Regions from separate parts of the Mus musculus genome. Here all the other regions are linked to region 3. Evidence: chromatin loops called from intact Hi-C (ENCODE). Cell type or tissue: left cerebral cortex. All regions are shown on one strand.

Region 1 (5,000 bases), 210 kb after region 3:
TGCTCTTAACCACTGAGCCACTTCTCCAGGCAGAAGAATATATTTTTAAACAACAGGATGGGGCATCATCCACACAGTATCTATGGTTGAAGAAAACCCTCACATGTGCTGGATTCTAGCAGATCTTCTGTGTCCTTGTGTCCAAAGCAATGACAAGCCGGACATGTGTACAGTCTTAATTGTATTTGCCCTAAGCATCCTAGAAGAACTCTCTTAGTAATTCATAACAGGAATGTATGCCGTTTCCTTTATCGCTAATCCTGACATAAAAGTCACACACAACGTTGGAATGATAGGTATTTGAGGGAGCCCCTTAAGGACATAAATAACCTCTGTAGTTTCCACTAATATGCCGCAAATATATTTCCACATCCTCGAGAATAATTCCTTCAGAGAATAGCAATTACATTTGATTTAGAGGACCACTAGAAATTAACCAAGAGCTTCTAGCAGTTGTTTGGTAGAGAATAGATCATAGGAAAAACTAGCTGTTGGGTTGTTTCCCATCCGTTTGAAATAAATCTTGACCGCTAGTCTTAAATACCTTTGCTTCTTTTGACATCTAGGGTGAATTCACTATTGGTGAATGATCCATAACAGGAAGCACTTGTGTCTATTTGAGTGTGAAGCTGTCTGCTCCCGAACACAAATCAAAATTGCCCTTTTCTTCCTCTCTTAACCCATCTGCTTTGGCAATCAGAGAGACATCCTCTTATCTAGGAAATTAATAACTACTTTAATAAATAGAGCTCTCTTTTCTTTAACTCAATTCACAACAAATGTAGGAAATCATGACAACCAAATTTACTTGGTAGAAGATTATGTTTAAAAATATATTTTGGATTAATTTTCTTCCAAGGATCTCCTACCCATCAGAATTCAGCATTCAATTTAGAGAAAAATATCAAGAGAACAATGGTTTCAAAACTGAATGACATGGTGTGTTCTTATTCCTTGAGATGATAAATAGCTACAGCTTTAAACTGTGCTCAAATATGTCCAGCATCTGGCACTGGGTATTCCTTGTTTCTCTCTGGGATTCAGGATACACGTTTGTATATTAAATGTTGTGAAACATCCCATAAATAAAAGTTTTCTAAGTTTTTTAGTAAAAAATAATAATGTGGGGGAGAGGCACTTGTGAGAGTCACATGCACATGAAAGTCAGAGGACAACTTGTAAGTGTGCTTCCACCTTCCACTATGTGTGTCATCTGGAGGGAACTCACCGCCCAACTCCTTTACCCACTGAGCCATCTTGCCAGCCTTTGCCACCGCCAACAGCATAGACTGCAGATAGAAATGCGGTTTCCGTGTTGTTTTTTATGGGACTGGGGAATGAATTCAGGACAAGAGAACAATGTTTTATTAACGTTTTATGAAACGTGCTCACTGCAGGTTACAGTTTGGGAAATGAAACCCAAGGGCAGAAGGGTGGCAAGCCCACAAATGGACTCTTTTCATTGTCTCCTGACATATTAGGGTCGCTTTAGTGAAAAACCTGTGGGCTTCGATTAGACTTCATTTTATCTTACCTGCCTGGTCTCTAGATGGCGAACAGTCAGAGAGCTGGTTGGGAAGATAAGCCAAGGAAATCATTTAGGAGTCAGATAGTAGGTAGATTAATCCAGCCCTAGTACCTTCCTTTCTTTTCTCTTCTTTCCTTTCCTTTCCTTTCCTTTCCTTTCCTTTCCTTTCCTTTCCTTTCCTTTCCTTTCCTTTCCTTTCCTTTCCTTCCTTCCTTCCTTCCTTCCTTCCTTCTCTCTCTCTCTCTCTCTCTTTTTTTCAAGGCTGGGTTTCTCTGTGTAGCCCTGGCTGTCCTGGAACTCACTCTGTAGACCAGGCTGGCCTTGAACTCAGAAATCCGCCTACCTCTGCCTCCCAAATACTGGGACTAAAGGCGTGTGCCACCACTGCCCGGTCCTAGTACCTTTCTTAAAATCATTGGTATCAAATACCAACATTATTATACGTTCACAGTCCACACTTCCTCCACACAAGTGTAAAATGAGGGAATTTCAGTCCCCTTAAAAGTCCCAGGGTTGAAAATATTACAGGTAATGTAACTTAGTATATGTATCTTAGTATATACACACACACATATACATACATACATATATACACACATATATACATACATATATACATACATATAATTTATATAACACATTTATTTAGTAATATATAACAAATATTATTTATATAACAAATATATTTATACACATATAAATATTTATTCATGTATATTATATATAATTTATATAACAAATTTATTTAGTTATATATAACAAATATTTTTATATAATATATTTTATACACACATGCATATATATGCAAGTTTTTGGAGACAGATCTCCTTAGCTGTCCTGGATTCTCTTTGTAGACCAGGCTGGCCTTGAACTCACAGAGATCTGCCTGCCTCTGCCTCCTAAACGCTGGGATTAAAGGTGTGGGCCACCATGCTACATGTATCTTCATATTTTTAACACCAGTCTATAGTCAGGCAGTGTTCCCTCCCACCAGTGCCCCCTATCCTTGGGGCTTTCACAGGGAGAGTGGATGTTCCAGGAAATGGAAGAACAGCTGATGGGCTGGAAGGGCTGGGTCTCTCTTTTCCTATTCACTACATAAACAATAATGATGTCAACTACAGACCAAGGAGGAAATGAAAAGCTCTCCATGAAAGGAAGGTTCCAGAGAGATTTCTGGTCAATCCAGAAGTCACTAAGGGTGGGCGGGGTAGCAGGGGGATGACATTGTGGTTGAAAATGGAGCTAGGAAAAATCAAATAACAAAGAGTGTGTTTGTGTTGGTGGGCGCGACCGCTTCCTTATTCTTCCAGAAGAGAAATACAGAGACATGGCGGGGTGGGGCGAGGCTGACTAGGCAGGGCTCTGCATCCCTTCTATTCGGTGCAGTGAAGACTCATGGATTCCCAGTGGGAGACATGGACGCATCCTTCTAAGTACATCCGGCTTCGATGATCTGAAGTTTCCCATTTAGGAGTGCTGTTGCCACCTGCAGGCCTATAGATGTTTTCAGACAGAGTTCATCACGGGGGAACGGGCAGTGGGGTGATCTCCGAGACAACGTTAAACAGTGCACAGCCACAATGGTAAACAGCGCGCAGCCTGGCGTTTCACAAGGGTCGTGGTGTTGGGTGTTTGCCAGTGACAGCATGAACAGCGGGGATAAAGTTGTGCCATGACCAAAGAATTTTTCGTCTCTCCTTTTGCAGTCGACTCCCAGCCCTACAGGATCTAGAAGCAGAAGGAAATGGTTGTATGAACCACTGGTCTAAACCAGAACCTTGGTTGGTTTGGGGGGCCTATAACAGGATACTACAGACTGGGCAAGTTACAAGCAATAGAAGTCTTGTGGTTCCGGAGGCAGGGATTCCTAAACTGTGGCCTCAGCAGGTGGGAGGGCTTTCTATCATAAAATGGTGGAAGGCCAGCGAGAAGACGTGAGACAGAGAGGGGATGCGAGTGAACTCATCTCTTTAATCAGGATCTCACGTTCATCACAGCTTCAGGCCTGTCTTGACTACAGAGTCAGTGAAGGTTGGTGACTAATGCTCTTGGAAGGTGAAACAACCGCAGGATAACAAAGCTTATAGGTTATATCCCTTGGGATGTCCTCGAAGACAGCACTCACCCTTTCCTCTACCTATGGAATCATGAGTCAAAATAATTTTTTTGTTTGTTTGTTTTGTTTTTCCAGACAGGGTTTCTCTGTGTAGCCCTGGCTGTCCTGGAACTCACTCTGTAGACCAGGCTGGCCTCGAACTCAGAAATCCGCCTGCCTCTGCCTCCCAAGTGCTGGGATTAAAGGCGTGCACCATCACTGCCTGGCACTTTTTTTCTTTTAAATTGTTTATCTCACACATTTTGTCTCAAGATGGAAAGTGAATGCAACTGTTACAAATATGGAATACCTCTTCAACTGAACAGTAAGGAAAAAAATTAATCCCTTTGCCAAAGTAGATTTGGCTGCAATAGGAAGTCAGTCTAGATTAAGCTAAACTCAGAATTTTACTACTAGGCAGAGATCAGAACAGAAGGCTCAAATGGGACTTTGAGGAAAATGCAGTTGAAGATATTGGGACATTTTCCAGCATTAACAATCTGGAGTGCTAACCAGGCAGAGATGGCACACGCCTTTAATCCCAGCACTTGGGAGGCAGAGGCAGGCAGATTTCTGAGTTTGGGGCGCCAACCTGGTCTACAAAGTAAGTTCCAGGACAGCCAGGGCTATACAGAGAAACCCTGTCTCAAAAAAACAAAAAAACAAAAAAACAAAAAAAACAAAAAAAAAAAAAACCAACCCCCCCCCCCAAAAAAAAACAAACCAAAAAACCAAAACCAAAACAAAATAACATGGAGCACCTACACTGTGACAAGGACACAGGAGACAGTGGTGACAGCACAAGGAACAGGACATGCTCATTAAACTTGAACACTCATCTCCATCTTGTATTAAAATTCACATAAAATTCTTACATCTTGGGCTGGTCTTGGACTGTAATCCAGTCCTGGGGAAACAGAGACAGGAGGATTCCTGGCGTTTACTAGCGTCCAATCTAGCTGAATCTATGAACTCCAAATTGTGTAACAGCTTCCTCCGAGATTAAAACGTTCAGTCCTGTAGGAAGCTTGTTAAACAGGAATGTGAACAACTCAAAATACCTTCAGGAAGTTCCTGAAACTGAACAGATTCACTAGCCCACCCCCTTCCCTACCAGAGTAAGCAACAAAAGCAGAAAGTGCCCGCACCCCCCTCCCCCCCCAAACAAAGAAGGAAGATGAGCTGCAAAGAAGATGCCGAGAAGTGGAAGGCTGCAAAAAGATGACTACCTGGAAGAAACTAGCAGGGTGCCAGGAAGAGGTTGGAGCAGAGTCACTTGCAAAGAACACTCTCCATCTGACTGAGCTGCCTGCAGCTGTGCAGTGTGCTCCAGGTTCCCCAGCTTTCATGAGCTGTCGCCCATGCTGGGTGGGC
Region 2 (5,000 bases), 190 kb before region 3:
ACCCATCCATCCATCCATCCACCCATCCCATCTGCTCATCCATCCATCCAACTACCTATTCATTCGTCTACCCTCTCACCTATTCACCAACTGATCTATCCATCTATCCATCATCTATTCATCATCCATCCATCATCCATCCATCTATCCACATATTCATCCATCCATCCACCTATCCACACATCCCATCCACCTGCCCAACCATCTACCCATCCATTGATCCACCCATTCATCCAACAATCTATCCATCCATCCATCCATCATCGCCACTCACTCACCCATCTAGCCAACCATCCATCCATCCGTGCATCATTGGCTCCTCCTTCTCCTTCTTGTAATCTGAAAGTGGGACAATCGTCTTTTTCTCTAAAAGAGCAAGTATTTAGAAGTGATCTATTTTAGTTTTGATGATGTACACTGTGTGAGTCTGGGATGGGTTGTACACATGAATATAGGAGCCCTGCAGAGGCCAGAAGGATTGGGTGCCTTGGAGCTGGCGTACAGGTATTTGCAAGATGCCCAAATGTCGGTAACTGGGAGCTACACTCGAGTCTTCCGCAAGAGCAGGTCCCTCTTGACAGCTGCATGGGCGTCTTTTAACTGCAGAGCCAACTGCCCAGGTCCCACAGAAAGCAAAGTATTCCACGTCTTCCAATCGCCCTTCTGCGTTCCTGGATGTTCATCCACCACCAGCAAATTTCCTACTTATTATTTCCTCCGCCCCATCTTTCCTGTGTCTCTAAATTAAATCCTTTTAGAAAAAAAATACTGGATTCTCCTTTTTGTCGAGGAAGGACACTTAAATAGATTGCATGACTTGTTCTGAGGGGTCTGTGCAAAGCAGCAGGAGAACAAGGGACTGAATGTCCATTTGTCAAGGCTCTCTGGACCACTCCCGGGCCTGGGCTTTCAGGAGTCTGTCCAACTTGGTTGCTTTTTCCGCCAGCATTTGGACAAGAGTGAAATACGCAGAACAGCCTGCAAATGTTTATTTTCAAATCTATAAGAAATAAGAGAAACATCTACCCCAAATTATTTTTAAATAGAATGGTAATCATTTCATACTGGGAAAAAAGTAAATGAATAAGAGGTTAAAATTTGTCCTCCTTCAACCCAAACTGGCAACTCTTGGCTGAAATCATTTAATACCAGGGAAGCTGGAAATCTTGACTTAGCATCACTCATGAAATTTGACCCTTAAGATGCCGTCTCTAGTCAAGGGAGGACCATGCAAAGGGAAGAGAAGGGACACATGGGGGGCTTTCACATGAATTCCTGATGTCTGTTTCTTAAGCTGACTACTGCAAACGCAATGCTACTTTATCATTTACATTTTATGCAGATCTATATAACATACACAGAGATGAAATTACTAAGCCAAGCACTTAGGAGATAGACAGTGCTGTTTTAAAAAGGGGTGGTCCTTTTTTGGGGTAGGACGGTTTAGTTAAAATGAAATCCACCAGAAATCCACACACTTGTGTCAAAGAACTCAAAATCTCAGGTCCCATTTAAAACAGAGTTATGGAGTTAAGAGCAAGACTAAGTGATGTCTTGCATGTCACTGAAGCCACCCACACACAAGGTGCTTTAGTGTCTCCAGGACTTTCAGAATGAGGAACACAGGGGGAGCTATCACGTACAACTTGTTACTTACAGAGCTCTCCATAGGCACAGCACCCAGAAGCTGACCCACTTGTCTAACAGTGACCATAGGACCCTGAGGTCTGGCTTAATAATGTGAGGTTCAATGCACAGCTGGAGGCGGGCTCTGCTCCAGGCACACCATCAAAACCCTGTGCCTTGCGGAAGTCTCTTCTAACGGCACACTGCATGCAGATCATTGCGTGCATCTCTTTCCTCCTCTAACTAGATCGCGGTTGCTTAGCAAGGGGCATTTGTTTTCCATATTATATTCCCTGGCGGCCTGGCCTAATGACCTGTACTTAGGAGCTAGTCAATACCGCTTGAATTTCATCAACCTCTGACCGTACAAGCAAGCAGCACTTCTGGGCAGAAAGACGACAAAGAAAAAGGGGTAGGGCAGAATCCAGAGTGGCAGGTGTCTTTCACTGGAGATGCTTACACATGGATAAAATACAGATGAGCATTTGTACCGATACAACGTGGGGTCATAAAGAAGGTGATTATGTGCAGGGTTTTCTGGAGCTACAGCTTTAAACTCTCAAGTTTTGGCTGGCAGGGCTTGTAAACAAAGAGTGAAGAGTGCCATTTTCTAGTTGCACCAAATTCGGATTCTGCAAATGTGTCTAATCACAGACATGCTTCACAAGAGAGCATCCAGAGACACTGGCAAAGTATCGCTCTCCACCGGTCCACGTGTGCCAGCTACAGTTCCTTTGTGGGTGAAGACCACACAGTGCACTGCAGAAAGGACAGCAACATTTGTGACTTCCACCCACTAGATGCCAGCAGAACCCGCATGATCATCTCTCCAGACCAAATGTCCCCCTTGGGGCGAGATCCTCTGATTTGGGGCCCAGAGCTTTCGAGGAATCTTCACTCTCTCCTGCTGGAGAGCAAACCTGATAAGCGTAAAGCCGAACTAAACATTCCAGGGGAGAATTAGAACAAATATGCACGTATTTGCCAAATTCCCAAATGAAGGGTGGAAAAGGGCATTTTTTTAAAGAAATCATACAGGGATTGATGGACACAGGCAAACCTGTTCATTTGATTTCATCTCAGGCTGCAAATCAAGGGTAGGGAAAAGAAAAAGTTGAAGAAATATTTGACAAAGTCATGCACAGACAGACCTCCCTCCCTTAAACATTTTTTTAAATCTCTTTGAGGGGAAAGATGCCCTTACTACAGAATATTTAGCTTGATATACTATAAGTGTTTAAAATGTGAGCTGACATGAATTGTATTTAGTTCTATGTTTTTAAGTGGCTATTCTGAGTTTTGCCCAATGCATCTAGTCTCCGTGTAGAAAGTATAGCTCTTATGAGGTTGGCTAAACGTAGCCATGGATACGAAAACTAAAGAGATGGAGATGAAGTTCCAATAGGCTAAAGGCAACCTGTATTCCTGGGTAAAAGAGACTCTTGGATGCATGGCCGACAACACAACACAATTCAGAAATAGGGCCAGAATCCACACGGGCACCATCTTTGCAGACCACACTTCAGAAGGAGTCAGCCATGTCCCAAAGGCTGCAGAGTATCCATGCTTGCAGACCTGTTGCCCTGGGGTCTTGTCCCATGAGGCTGAACTGCTGTGCTTTGCTGAGCACCTTAACAGGAGTGCGTGAGAATACGGGATTTGCTCGCAATGCTGCACATTTACTGTTTACAGGCTGTGTGGTCTTGACTATAAACATCACCCTTCTGAGGCTCTTTTTATGTGGAAAATGGACCTCTCAATGGCCATCGTCTCAGCACTGAGGTAAGACTACACAAGACAACAGGTTGGGAAGCTGCTACTAGCCAGACGTGGGTGGCTTTTGCTTCAGCATGGGACCTACAGCATGCACCTCCGAAGGACGAGGCGCTGTGGTAGTTTTCTTATTCGCTTCTGTTTCTTTTCCCAAACAAACAGACCTAGTCGATGCTGTGACAATTTTCTCCACGGTTATCTTTCCTTTCTCTTCCTGAACACATGAGAGCCAGGCATGTCTGATACCCACAGAGACAGAGTGTGGAAGCAGACACCAGGAAATGTAGGAAAGCCTCTATCAACAGTTAAGGAGACCCTGTGTGAGACCACCTTAGTCTGAATTCCTGCACTGCCCCCTTGATGGCTGTGTGGACAGTTTGGGCTTCAGTTTTTTCATTAGTAAGTAAGATAATCACATTATTTGCCTTATATGATTGTTAAAAGTATTTTAAGAATAAAAACTATAACATATGCTAGCACAAAACAAACATTTAGTTCAGGTTGGTGATGTCACCAGCAAAGCTACTGCCACCATTATCGTTCGGGTCAAGAACATATTATGCCAAGAGACTAGTTTTCTCTCAATCACTTCATGCATACCTGTCGTGGTTTTAAGCCACCCAGATCCTTTCAAGTTATTTTAATCCCATCTAGAAAGATAACAGCCTTCTAGCGCAAGATCAATCAGAGCAGAATTCGGAAAACCCCACCTTCCAAACTCCTTTGCAATTGGAAAACAGGCGCCTGGGGTAGGTTTTCCCAGGCAGCCACAGGTGATTGACTCTCTGGTTTGGAAATGAACATCTGACAGGACAAGCTGTGGGAGGAGTCCATCTTGCTGGCACTGGTGTGGGCAGAGGCTTCAAAGGGCCAGGAACAGCTAGGAGAACAGTTTCTACTCAAGGGCAGATCCTGTATCAGGGCAGAAGAACGCTTGCTACTTCAAACCTAGTCTCAAGGGTCTTGAGGAAACAGTTTCCAGGACCCTTCACAATTCAGAAATAGGCCCAGAATCCTTTCTCAATGAACGAGTTTTCTGCTTAACCAGCCAGTATTGGTTTATGTTTCTTCCGCTTGAGTTTAAACTTAGACATTCCAGGAAGTCATAGCATTGCATCTTCTAATACAAGAAATCCAGACACCAACCAGTTACATATATATGCAGTGTGTATGTGGAGAGAAAGAGAGAGAGAGAGAGATGCATAATTATGGTAGTCGCTGTCATCATGTGTATTCTGAATTTGGGATGTTTTTCTCTAATAAATATTGCTCCCACAGAGAATGCCTTTGCTCCAGCATTATCGTGTAGTCGATAATGATGTCTCGTCATTATAATGTCATTTACCCTATCAATGATTCTGCCAGATTAAGTCTCTGGGTTCTATGATTCTTGGCAAAACAGTTCACAATCTCTTTTTTAAAAGCTTGTGTTTGCCTTCAGAACACTGTCACGAATGTAAAGTCCCTTGATCACAGGCTTTTTATGATGCTCATGTATTTCCTCTAGTTTTATGGCTGGGAGACGTTGTTGATAATGGCATGGTGATTTATATCATCCTTACTGAGGGCACAGCTGACTTCGCCAGTGAAAAATCCACCGG
Region 3 (5,000 bases):
AGGCATTGAAGCATTTCTGTAGCAGGGATACCACTGGGCGCGGGGCGGGGGGGGGGGGGTAAATCCATGGTCACACGCCAGAAGTGTACTGCAAATGAATGCACAACTCTAATAAGGAAGTGGTTTTAAAAGGGACAGATTCCCTGAGTCATTAAAAAGGCTATCAACCAAAGACGCGCTGTGCCACCTAGAGAAAAACTGGAAACTGTACATTGGTTTCTTGGCTGTAAGCATTTTTTTCCAAAACCTGAAACTTTTAGCATGACGAGTAACACCAGCCACCGTCCATACCAGCTCCCCCACGCTGCAGAATCAAATTCTTTTGGGGTGGGGGGGGCAGGGGGGAAATAGCGCTGTCCCTTCTACACACCAGATTGGCTTCCTGCTTCCATCACAGCCTACCCACGAAGCACCATTTAACCTCCAGCACCAACTGTTAGTCATGAAGACCCTGCAGCCTGAAAGCCATTCAATTCTCAAGCAGGTTCCTTGAACAAGCCAAAGCAGGCTGTAGTTGAAGCAGCAGGAGTATATAAACCCTGGTGGACCTTGACAGCCAGGGAATCCCTCTGGATGCTGCGCACCCCACAGCCCCATGGGGCCTTGGTAGGAAATTTTGGTGTACTCCGTACATGATATCCAGGTTACGGCCAACCACTGCACAACCCAAACACCGTAAGATGACAACAGAACCAAGCGTTTAGAGTGCAAAAGGCCTTCAACTTTTCCTCTCCGCGAGTCACTTCAAAACAACGTGCCCAGCACACTTGGCAGGCTGAAGCACAAAGGGGCTGCAGAGCCACCTGGCACGGAGAGCCGTGTCTTCCGAAGAAAACAGACAGTAATTATGAAAAGTCCGCAGTCCTGCGGTATTAACTAGAAAGCCGGGACTGCGCTGGGCATAACTCATCTTTTAGGCAGTCACTACCAGCCAGGGGACAGTCAGTCCTCTCTCCCCTCCCCCCTTCCAGCGACCCAAGGCAGCGCCCCCTACCCGCCCCCCACACTCTTCCCCCTTCTACTCCCCCTTTAAGAATCTCCTGCAACTTTGGGTTTGGCAGCACCATCGTAGCCCAGCCAGAGGCGGGGACATCGTCAAGGCGGCCGCGGCAGGAGGAGGAAAGTTTGAAAAGTCACTTAAAGCATTGCAAGATTCTCCCCCACCCCCAGCACCAGGAGAGCCCACCGCACAGAGAGGAGCCGGGGCTCCACGTGCGCAGCGGGCCCAGGAGAAGCTGGAGTTCCCTCTAGGTCCTCGGTAAGAAAAAACAGAATCTTTCCCCGGGCGAAAAGTTGCTTGCCGCAGCACTGTTCCCTTGCCCCCTCGGCTTTTCCCCCCTCCAGATCCCCAAACCCCCTCTCGGATTTCGCAAGGTGCCACCTGGCCTGGAGCGCGGTCCCCGGAGGGCACGGCGCCCCTCCCTTGCCGGCCGGAGGACAGGTCTCGGGGAGCTGGGGGACAGGGAGGCACCGAGGGCGCCCGGCCCGGCCCCCCAGGCTCGACCGCCAGGCTCACCTCTCTCCTGCTCCTCCGCTTGTAAGCAGATGGGGATGTTCTTCTTCCAGCCCGGCATGGTGTCTGCTCCCTGAGCTTGCTCCGGGGCGTACTCGCTGGCTCGCTCACTCGCTGGTCGCCGGCTCTGGGGCTCGCCGCGCCTCCTGGCTCACGCCCTCCGGCCGGTAGCAACACGCCCGAGGCTGCTCAGCGGGGCTGGGGCGCCGAGGCGACTCCCCGATACATTGAGGCGACGCCGCGCGCCCCGCTGCTCGCCTCCAAGTCTCCCGAGCTCCCCGGGGGTGGCGGTGGCGGTGGCTGTGGCGGTCGGGCCGCGCGGTAACCGGGCAGAGCTGGGGGGGGGGGGGGGTTCTGCAGCCGCGGTGGCGCGGTGTGGCCGCGAGGCCGGGGGACCGGAGCAGGCCGGTGTAGGACCGCCGAGCCCCCGGAGGTGGGCGCCGGCGGGAGCTCAGGGCTGGCGCCGCCTCGCTCCGCTCCTCCTCCTCCACCTCCTCCTCCTCTTCGTCGTCCTCGCCTTCTCCTTCCTCGTCCCTCCGCCGCCAGCAGGTGGGACTCGGAGCCGCCGCGGCCGCACAAAGCTCCTCGGGGCGGGCGGGACCGAGCTGCGGGCTCCCGGGGCGCCTGTCGCCAGAGCCTCTCCCCCCGAGACGCGCGCGAGGCTGGGCGGGCACGGAGGGGCGCGCGCGCTCACACCCTCGGCGCCCGGATCGCCGGCCTGCGAGGCGCGCCCGGCCCGCCAGGTACGGAGCCTGGCACCCCGCCGCCGCTGCGGAGCCCTCGCCCGCCCCTCCCGGGCCTCCCGCCCCGAGCCCGACCGGCCGCTTAGGCGGCTTTGGCGATGACCTCGATGAAGCAGGGGGCAGTGTCCTTCCCTCTAGTCCCTCCTTCTCGCCGCTCACTCCCCTCCCCAGCCCTGCCCGTCGCCCCCTCCCCCAAGTTGAGACTCGCAGCTCCGGATTCGCTAACTTCGCCCTCAACACAGGGGCAGTGGCAACTTTCGGGATGGTCGGCGCTGGTCCCAGGGGTGGGGACGGTGGGAGCCAGGAGCCCCTTTTGTTTTAAAGGATGCAAGCAGACCTCAGCTGAGTGAATATTTAATAGCTGTCTTCAAGTGTAGGAAGGAATTTTATGATCAGGTTTTATGATTAGTTTCTTCCTCTTGTCATAGGCTCACAGAAAGAAAAAAAAAATCAGTGGAAAATGAATAAAGGTGGGGAGGGGGAGGGGGGACAGAAGCCTTTGTACCAGAGCCTGGAAGGTTCTGCCCAGGCATGTGGGCTCTTCCTTGAGACCTCAGTGCTACTAGGAGAGGGACTTTTGGCAGCTGTCTGTCTTGCATGGAGATGCCATTCATTTCTTCAAGCCTGGGCCTCTGGCTGGAAAATAGCCATGCCTTTCCCTCCCATCTGACGGGTTCTGAAGAGTTTGGAGCCCCAGAGGCTGTATCTACTGGAGTGTGGTTTGGGGGTTTCGCCTCTGCGGTTTCTTTTGGCCTCTGAAGGAACTGTGGTTCCTCTCCCTCAATGGGGACATCAGCTCTTGCCAGCCTTCTGCTCTCTCACTGCCAGAGCAATAGCATAATCACACAGCACCTGAAGATAAGGTCTGTCTTCTCCTGCCATCTCATAAACTGTCTGATCAAGCAGGGATGTTGGCACCTGCCGTTGCCCCTTGTGCGAGTGCTTGGTTGTCACTGCAGAGCTGCCCTGCTGCCAAAAACCAGTGGCTGTCTCTCCTAAGGAAAGAAAGGAAAGGATTCAAGAGCAGAGCTACACAGCACCTGGGAGCTGAAGAGCTAAGTAGAAACTGAGTCACAACATCCCAGGGGTTCTTAGAAATCCCATCTGCGCTGGGCAGTGGTGGCTTGGTGGTGCATGCCTTTAATTCCAGCACTTGGGAGGCAGAGGCAAGTATGTCTCAGAGTTCGAAGCCAGCCTGGTCTTCAGAGCGAGTTCCAGGACAGCCAAAACTATACAGAAAAACTCTTTATTGTCCCCGCCTTGGCCCCCCACCCCCACCCCAGTCCCATCTGAGCAGGCTCCTTTCAGACTCTTTGTAAAATCCAGAAAAACAGATGGCATAACTTTGGTCTTGCCCTAAGTTTGTTTCAAGAATGTGCCTTGATTTTCCGGAAAGATTAAAGGGCATCCAGCAATAGCCAGGCTGGCTACAAGTACAGGCATACACTCAGCTTCCAGCAACACAAAAACCGCTGGAGCATTTGATGTAATATCTACGATGCGGATGATTATTCTAACAGGTGTTATTCTGGGGGGCCTGACTAATAAACCTCTGATATGAACTGGCCCTTACTCATGAGGTTTTACTGCAATCAACGGTATGATTGCCCCACCAAAGTGACAGCCTAGTGATGCCAGAGTTCTAACTTGTACCTACTGATTATATTTTTAACTCTGACAAAATCCCTACTATGTGTTGGACTCTTGGATAAAAGCTAGGGATACTGGAAGATTTTTTATTTATTTTATTTTGGTAGTAATTCAAATTAGCACATCTTAGATACTAGGGTCAGATATTATCTTGTGACTAATACAGCTGCAAAGAACAAACTCTCTAAGTCATAACTTGCCCCACCTCGTGTTATTTGTCTCAAATATGTGTTCACTGATAGCGAACATCTTGCATCACCATATCGTATATGGCCATCAGCAACTAAGTCCCTAGCTGTGTCCCGGATAGTAGCTTTTCTTTTTGTATCTCTAGCTACAAATGTAGCTTTTCTCTTTGTATCTCTAGCTACAAAGGAAATAAACTCACTGATACTCAAGGGTGATAGCATTTGCCCTCAGTGGGCTACCCCTGGTATTCTCTTCATGAAGCCTTCTCATTGTATTATTGCGATCACTTGACAGAAAAATATTAGAAAAATACTACTAGGTAATTTGAATTGAGTCTGATGTAGCCTTATATTCAAAACAATGCATCTGAAAGTCTATTCCAAGAGATTGTAACATTATCTCGAGCTTTATTTTTAAAACAAAAAACTAGATCTCAAGCAGCTAAGCACATTCATTTTTTTTTTCTTTAGTAAATTTGAAAATTAATGTCCTTTAAAGAATGGGCAGTAACAGTTAATCAAAAGGGGGGCCATGAATTTGAAAAGGAGTGGGTGTCTTGGGGTTTCCATTGCTATGAAGAGACACCATGACCAAGGCAACTCTTTAAAGGACAACATTTAATTGAGGATGGCTTAATGGTTCTGAGGTTCAGTCCATCATCATCTAGGCAGGAAGACAAACAGGAGAAGACTGTCTTCCAGGCAGCTCGGAAGAGGGTCTCAAAGAACACCCCGACAGTGACATACTTCCTCCAACAAGGCCACACCTCCTAATAGTGTCACTCTCTGGGCCAAGCATATTCAGACCACCACAGTGGGGAAGGGGGGATATATGAGTTTGGAGGGGGGAAGGGAAGGGAGAAAAGCTGTAATTAAATTAAGCCAAAAAATAAACAAATAAATAAG

Evidence for each region. A loop is a pair of places that touch in the nucleus more often than their neighbours do. Peaks named below come from ENCODE experiments on the same cell type or tissue, not always from the same donor. Only the 100,000 strongest peaks of a DNase experiment are listed, where the experiment ranks them.
Region 1: a loop joins it to region 3, with 3 times the contacts of the local background. A loop is called at or near these places in 3 of 42 quality-filtered maps.
Region 2: it touches region 3 in a loop (3-fold over the local background); 4 of 42 quality-filtered maps call a loop at or near these places.

What each region holds. Positions count from the first base shown.
Region 1 is chr10:119,242,239-119,247,238 of GRCm38, reverse strand. No RefSeq gene overlaps it. Among named protein-coding and RNA genes, the nearest start is that of Cand1, 4.7 kb to the right of the region's middle. In left cerebral cortex, a CTCF peak has its summit at 3,044 (motif pointing left); a DNase peak (open chromatin) is centred at 2,996.
Region 2 is chr10:119,638,140-119,643,139 of GRCm38, reverse strand. The region is part of intron 1 of Grip1 (glutamate receptor interacting protein 1); the gene reads right to left. It overlaps Gm40780 (a long non-coding RNA gene), which reads right to left. Exons shown (of 2, transcript XR_872111.2): 2 at 1-5,000. Among named protein-coding and RNA genes, the nearest start is that of Gm40780, 11 kb to the right of the region's middle. In left cerebral cortex, a CTCF peak has its summit at 2,405; a DNase peak (open chromatin) is centred at 2,414.
Region 3 is chr10:119,450,939-119,455,938 of GRCm38, reverse strand. It overlaps Grip1 (glutamate receptor interacting protein 1), which reads right to left and starts at 1,905. Exons shown (of 23, transcript NM_001277292.1): 1 at 1,517-1,905. The coding sequence starts at 1,574. In left cerebral cortex, a CTCF peak has its summit at 2,028 (motif pointing right); DNase peaks (open chromatin) are centred at 1,106, 1,629, 2,100, 2,432 and 3 more places; H3K4me3 peaks cover 2,694 bases; H3K27ac peaks cover 640 bases.